Regions from separate parts of the Homo sapiens genome. Here region 1 is linked to region 2. A link is a contact called in ENCODE Hi-C or POLR2A ChIA-PET data. All regions are on one chromosome and are shown on one strand. The core of a region is the stretch at or near the end of the contact, and the rest is flanking DNA. Distances in the headings are between cores, read along the strand shown.

Evidence for each region. A loop is a pair of places that touch in the nucleus more often than their neighbours do. ChIA-PET counts read pairs that join two places held with the same protein, here RNA polymerase II (POLR2A). Pooled maps may share reads with other maps.
Region 1: a loop to region 2 is called in a map of dorsolateral prefrontal cortex, with 10 times the contacts of the local background. The contact joins the promoter of ZNF483 here to the enhancer-like site in region 2. A Hi-C loop is called at or near these places in 5 of 168 maps with a recorded cell type or tissue (dorsolateral prefrontal cortex, head of caudate nucleus, naive thymus-derived CD4-positive, alpha-beta T cell and 1 more) and 8 of 50 pooled maps. POLR2A ChIA-PET finds 5 or more read pairs at or near these places in 2 of 52 experiments (PC-3 and activated CD4-positive, alpha-beta T cell).

Annotation. Positions count from the first base shown.
Region 1 is chr9:111,523,006-111,526,504 of GRCh38, reverse strand. It overlaps ZNF483 (zinc finger protein 483), which reads right to left and starts at 1,326. Exons shown (of 6, transcript NM_133464.5): 1 at 1,243-1,326. RefSeq lists enhancers at 163-662, 774-973 and a silencer at 1,074-1,423.
Region 2 is chr9:111,413,238-111,416,843 of GRCh38, reverse strand. ECPAS (Ecm29 proteasome adaptor and scaffold) reads left to right here. Exons shown (of 50, transcript NM_001364929.1): 18 at 492-572; 19 at 2,193-2,415; 20 at 2,858-2,949. Among named protein-coding and RNA genes, the nearest start is that of ECPAS, 69 kb to the left of the region's middle. Within about 2 kb of position 2,268, at least 2 of the 41 ENCODE cell types and tissues checked have a DNase peak (open chromatin) inside an H3K27ac peak, as active enhancers do; they include dorsolateral prefrontal cortex, where a contact is called at or near this core.

The sequences.
Region 1 (3,499 bases), core at 77-2,576, 110 kb before region 2:
AAGTACAGGGTTCTTCACTCCAGTCTCACACTGTGGCCAAAAAATTCCTTCTAACATGCAAAATATGATCTTATCACTCCCCGGCTTACAGTCCCTCACCAGCCACCGAACTGTCTCTCGATAAAGTTCACATGCAGGGACCATGGCATTGTGATCTAGAGACACTGTCTGATGACCTCACCTCTTGAGCTCTAGCTACCCGATTGACACTACAGCCATAAATTAGTATCTCCTCTCTCTCTACATACTCTCCTAGCCTTTGCACCAAGGCTATTCCCTCTCCTCGGAATGTTGCTTTCTTTCTCCTACCAAACTTTTATTCGTCTTTAAAGCCTGACTCCTTTCAACTGTCACTTCTGGTGTGATGCTCTGCTTGATCCCAAAGCACTCCTTTGCACACAGACTGCCCTGTGTTGCATTCATTCATTCATTCTATAAGTGACGGAGCAACTACAATGAGCTGGAACGAGACCAGGGGCCATGAGCTGCGGGGCCAGGCGTGGACAGGCCTGAAAGGGTCCTCACGCTCACAGAGGGTCCAGGAAATGACAATACAGCCGGAGCGGGACTACAATGCGACAAGTGAAGGATGTGACAGCCTCGCATTGCAACTACCATACCAATAACAACCCACTTCCGAGTACAGCGCCCGGCACACAGCAGCATGACGTCATTTATTCCTCTGCCAAATATTAGGCGCCCACCACGTACCTGGCGCCGTGCTGAGCACCTGGGGCTCCGCGATGACTAAGACACTCGGCTCCGTCTACAGGGAGTTTACATAGGAGGCCCGGTGAAAATGTGACGCAGCCAGAGGATCTCAACCAGAGGGAAGAAAAAAGGAGAGATTTCACCCCCCAGCGGTCCTCTGGCAATGTCTGGACACATTTTTGGTTAGCTCGACTAGGACGAGAGGTGGTACTGTTATCTAACGGGCAGAACCAGTGACGCTGTTAAACATCCTGCCACAACGGGAGAGCCTCCCCCTCACCGCCACACCACAAACAAAACAAGGCATTATCCCGCCCAAAATGTCAACAGTGCCCAAGTGGCGCAGGGAGGGATGGAGGGAAGCCAACAGCCCCATCCCGCAGCGGAGTGCGCACCTCCCACAGAAGCAGCAGCAGCGCAGCGCACAGCCCGTTGGTAGGCTGCTCCCGGCCCCCATCCCGCCCCAAGTGCGCCCTCGGAGCCGGCGACCCGGCCACGGCCCCGAAACTCGGGGCCCGGGACGACCAGTACCTGCATCAGCATCCGCAAACAGCACCAACGCCACCGCAAAGAGCTTCCAGAAGCTTGTCCCGCAGCGAGTGCGCGCGCAAGCCTGCGGGAACCACTGCGCCTGCGCAGAGGCGCTGAACCGGACTCCCCGAACGCGCTCGTGCAGCTTTCCGAAAGTCCGCGCTTTCCATAGGCTCCCACCTGCCTGTTGCGCATGGTCACTGGGAAGCGGCTAGTGGGCTCGGCTGCAGAATTATTGCTGCGCCAGAGGCTCAGAGGCCTAGAATCGTATGAGGTTTGCAGATCCAGGAGGCTCCATCTGTTTAGTAACCTCAGACCTTCCCTACCCGCTCCCATCACTTCCATTCCCTGAAATCTAAGGTGGAAAAATCCACCGCAGAAGCATATTACCGATGCATTTAATGCAAGCCATAATTAATGCCACAACTTGAGTTAAACACATATTAATCTTATGACTTCCACACCTGCCCCCATGGTCCAGTCCACCCTCATGGCTCACCTGGATTATTGCAATAGCTTCTTGATTATACCTTACTTCTCTTGGCTATTCTCCACAGCCAGACGGACGTTTTAAAAACGTCAAATTATGACCCTCCTTTGCTTAAAACCCTGCAATGGTTTCCCATTTCACTCAGAGTTAAAACCCAAGTCTTTATAGTGGCCTACAAGGCCTGATGGAATCTAGCCCCTGTAACCTCCCGCACCTCTTCCCCACTTTCCTGCTCCAATCTTGATAGACCCCTTCCTCTTCTTGTAACCTGCCAGGTACTTCCGGCTGACCTGCTCCTTCCCTAAGTGGCCATACGGCCCGCTCTCTCATCCCTTCAGGTCTTCTCAATGAAGCTCTCCCACCATTCCACTTAAATAGGAATCCCACCTTACTCTTGTTTCCTCTTCTAACATGCCCTATAGGTTTGTTAATTTTTTTTTTTACTACTTGTCCGCCTTCTCCAGTAGAATACTAATTTCAGAAGAGTAAGTATTTTTATTTCATTTGTTCTAGGTTGTGTGTTTAGGTCCTGGAACAGGACTTGGCCCATGGCAGGCACTCAATAGATATTTGTTGAGCTTATGAATGAGTATTTGCATGGATTATTGGGGGCATTGCAAAAAGGGCCAAAGAACTCCAGAAAAATTGTTTGGAGGGTTCTAATAACTGGATGATCCCTGAAGGGGTGGAGTTAGGAGAGAAAGACTAGATTCATTCTAGACTGAAGGAGCAAGGTGATTCAAGGCCCTGAGACTTCAAAAGGGCAGAGCAAGCTCAACTAAATGAACCACTCCTCTCAAAAGGAGTGGGCTTATCACAGGCAGCAAGTCAAGCTGAAGAGACAGGGCTGAGAATGGCCGGGCGCGGTGGCTCATGCTTGTAATCCCAGCACTTTGGGAGGCTGAGGCGGGTGGATCACCTGAGGTCGGGAGTTTGAGACCAGCCTGACCCACGCGGAGAAACCCTGTCTCTACTAAAAATACAAAAAATTAGCCAGGTGTGGTGGCACATGCCTATAATCCCAGCTACTCGGGAGGCTGAGGCAGGAGAATCACTTGAATCCGGGAGGTGGAGGTTGTGAAGAGCTGAGATCAGGCCATTGCGCTTTAGCCTGAGTAACGAGTGAAACTCCGTCTCAAAAAAAAAAAAAGAGAAAAAAAAGAAACAGGGCTGAGAATGAAGACAAAAGTTTTCTCAGTCCCGAGTCCCATGGCATATTCTCCTTTACCCACCTCCCCTTGGCTGGCTTTAGACGCATCAGGAAGAAGCTGGAGAAGGCAAAGGAATAGGAAATGTCTATTGGCTCATTATTTTAACCAGGCAAGTCAGAGGCACTTTACTTAGTAAAGCTTACTCAAGCTTTACTGTACTTTAGAATCACATGGTGTTCTTTATTTGAATACAGATTTTGGAACCTTCTGGCCCTCCCCACCCATCAACTTGTTGCAGGTGATCTTGTATTTTGAGAAACACAGTACTAGTTGAAATATTCTGTAAGTAAATGACATGCTACCTATGAATAAATTACCAGGAAAGAATGGCATCTTTTTGGAACTGGTAGTCAAACTATAACTTTTGATTAAAAGTAACCATCATGGTAAGGAGTGATGGACTGTGCATCAGGAAGGAAGCAGGAAACTACAAATCAGTTCCACTGGTAAGCAAGCTGGTGGGATCTCTAAACAGGAAAACATACTTAGGAGAACTTTAAGTGAGCTGTTTGTTTGTTCGTTTAACTGTTCTGGTTTCAGTATGGACAGTAGATTA
Region 2 (3,606 bases), core at 1,019-3,518:
ACTCTGTCCCACTTTGCCGGAGGACACCTTCCTACCTTTTACCTCCACTGGTGATCCTAGCTCTTTGCTAGGTAGGCACCTTAAGGGAGTTGAAGGTCAGTATGCAGCGGCCATGATTCTGTTTTCCACATAGCAGCACAGTCTATTTGTGGTCAGAAGATTCTCTGCTTGTAGTTTCCTCCTACTTTGATTATTAATGAAAATAACTGGCATGCAGTGACCTGAGATGACCATATTAGTAGATGTCTGGAATAGGTTTATTATTTTTAAACAAACCAGAACAAACATGGAAAAAGGGCAATACACTTGTCTTTTAGTGTGTGAGGGACATGCACGATCAGCATGGTTAATAGGAAAGTGGAAAATGTTTGATCAGAAAAAGAAGCAAACTTAGGACATGTAGCTAGAAACACAGTTGTTTTTGAGTTGAGGAAGGGCAGGTATGCTTCATTTTTCAGTAATTGTGTCTGTTTTGGACTTTTTAAACTTAGGCTTCTCATCGAATGAAAACTCCAGTCAAGTACATGACCGGGACCACTGTCCTTCCATTTAACCCAGCAGCCTTTGGAGAGGTAGAACTTTCATATATTTCTATTTACTTTTTGTAAGTGTTCTAAAAAGATCACACCACACCCAAAGAGGGGTCTGTCATTTTGTTGTGTTTTAGGTAAACCCATATTGTGGTGTCATTGTTCTTCATCGGGTTGTTTATTTAAAAAAAAAGTATTGGGAAATTGGTATTATTTTAATTCATAGTGAAGTATGTAAATATATTTATCTCAGTGAGATTCTTTTTGTGAAAAAACTGGATGTTCTGTAGTGATTACTATTGGGATTTTGCAGCAAGTTAGATTTGGGTTTTAAAGCCAACCTGTTGTTGAGGTTGTTAGGGTTATTTAGTTTTGAAGGTTGGAGAGGATTAAATTGATCACACTTATTAAGGGAAATTCTGTTTTTTAGATTATTGACTTGCTCTAGGTAAATTACAAGAGGTGATCTTGTTCGGATTAAGAATATTCACAGTGAATTTGCTGCCTATCCTATTTTAACGATCAATGAAAAAGCTTCCAGAGGATGGACTCCTTGGCAGCCTGTTTATGTAAGGGTTGTTTTTTTTGTTTGTTTGGTTTTTTTTTTTTTTGAGAAGGAGTCTCACTCTGTTGCCCGTGCTGGAGTACAGTGAATGGCGTGATCTCGGTTCATTGCAACCTTGCCTCCTGGGCTCAAGTGAACCTCCGTCCCAGTCTCCTGAGTAGCCATGACTACAGGCGTGCACCACCACCCCTGGCTAATTCTGTTATCTTTTTGGTAGAGATGGGTTTCACCATGTTTCCCAGGCTGGTCTTGAACTCCTGAGCTAAAGCAGTCCTCCTGCCTCAGCCTCCCAAAGTGTTGGGATTACAGGCGTGAGCCACTGTGTCTGGTCTATATCAGAGGTTTTTATGGTGTTATATCTATTTTTCTGTAGATGAATTGAACCCATTTTCTCAGATTCTTGTGTCAATGGAGTAAACACAACTGGAATTCTGCAGGAGTAATAGGCCATTTACTTCAGATTTCTTTCCTCTCTCTCTGTCTTTCTCTCTCTCTCACACACACACACACACACACACACGGCTTTTAAAAAATAATGATTTTTATTATAATTTTTAACTTTTATTTTAGGTTCGAGGGTACATGTGAAGGTTTGTTATATAGGTAAATATGTGTCATGGGGGTTTGTTGTATATACTATTTCATTACCCAGATATTAAGCCCAATACCCCATAGTTATCTTTTCTGCTCCTCTCCCTCCTCCCACCCTCTCTCCTCAAGTATACCCCAGTGTCTGTTGTTTGCTTCTTTGCGTTCAGAAGTTCTTATCATCTAACTCCCACTTATAAGTGAGAACATGTGGTATTTGATTTTCTGTTCCTGCGTTAGTTTGCTAAGGATAACAGCCTCCAGCTCCAATTTCTGACTTTAAAAGTTCAGTTTGTATTTTAACAATCTTAAAAAATTCTTTGGATTTGCAAACCTTATTATACAAATTTTGCTCCATTATGGCATATTTTCTGCCTTCCATGAGGATTGGAATAGCTTTATAAAGAAGTGTGGGTGAATCAAAACTAGAAATTGTTACTTTGAAGAGTACCTTCCCACACTGACTTTTCGAGAAGCTTATGCAGTCTTCCTCTCCGTTCTGTTTGTAGATCGTTCTGTACTTGCGCATGTGCCTTGCGCACAGTGCGGGGGTGGTGCCCACCTCTCAGAGTTTGGCTGATATGCAGGATCATGCCCCAGCCATTGGGCGCTACATACGGACTTTAATGTCAAGCGGGCAGATGGCACCCTCATCATCTAACAAGAGTGGGGAGACTAACCCTGTCCAGATCTACATTGGCCTGCTTCAGCAGCTGTTAGCAGGTGTTGGAGGTAGGAATATGTGACGCGAAGGAAAGATACTGAAGCACTTAAGCAAAAATCTAATTTTAAACTTTGCTAAGAATTTATAGCAAAATTATTCTTTTTCTTCTGTAACTGAACATTAGCCTTTGTTTCTTTTTAAACTTACCTGATTCATTCTGGATACACTACTTCTTTTTTCGGAAAGAAATGCTAACAATAGATAAATACATTTTTACTTCGGAAGTGGATGTGAAGAACAGGATATCCTTTTTATAGATAGCTCATCTGTAAATTTGCTGTAGTGAATCACATACTATATTTAGGTTGTGTAGGTTTTCTTTTTTTTTTTTTTAATAGAACCGAAAGAATGTGTGCTAAAGCAGTGGCCTTATACTTTAAAGGAATTTAGTGATCCCTGTATGTTCATTACTTTTCTTGAAATTTAAGGTGATTCTGAATTCTTATTTAGGTTTGCCGGTTATGTACTGTCTATTGGAAGCTGTGTCAGTGTATCCAGAAAAGCTGGCTACCAAATTTGTAGACAAAACAGAATGGATAAAGGTATGTTCTGCATGTACCTTTTTTTAAAAAAAATTCTATTTCAGACCTTAACTTCATGATTTCTTTTTCCTGCCAGCGGGATCCCTATGACCTTTTCTGCCTTTAGGTCGTTTTGAAAACTCTCTTATCATCAGACACTTACTGGGAAGCATGTAGGTCACTATGTCTCATTGACACATCTGGAGGAGATTGGGAGATGAATTGAGAAGCATAGGAGTAAAAAAAAGTTCCTTTTCTGTTTCAAAAGTTTTTTTTTTTTGAAAAAATAAGCAATAGATTTGTGTAGTTTAAATAAAAACTATGTAAAATGTCTCCTTTCCGTAACCATCTCCAACCTACCCAAGCCTTCTAATTTTTGTCCTTTCCTCTCCCCTCTGACAAACATATATAAGTGACCACTTATATATGGCATGCTTTCTAGAGTTTACTTATGTACATACACATAAAAACATGCATTTAAAATTTTTGTCCCATCTTTTTATCAAAAGCAGCATACTATTCATACTGTTTTATACATTCTTTCACTTAATAGTAGAGAACTATTCCACTACAACTATGGAGAGAGCATCTTCTTTAACAGCCTCAGTTTTTATTGTATGAATGTACTATCATGTATTCTAGATCTTTATAGATGGTCATTTAGAGTACTTCCATTCT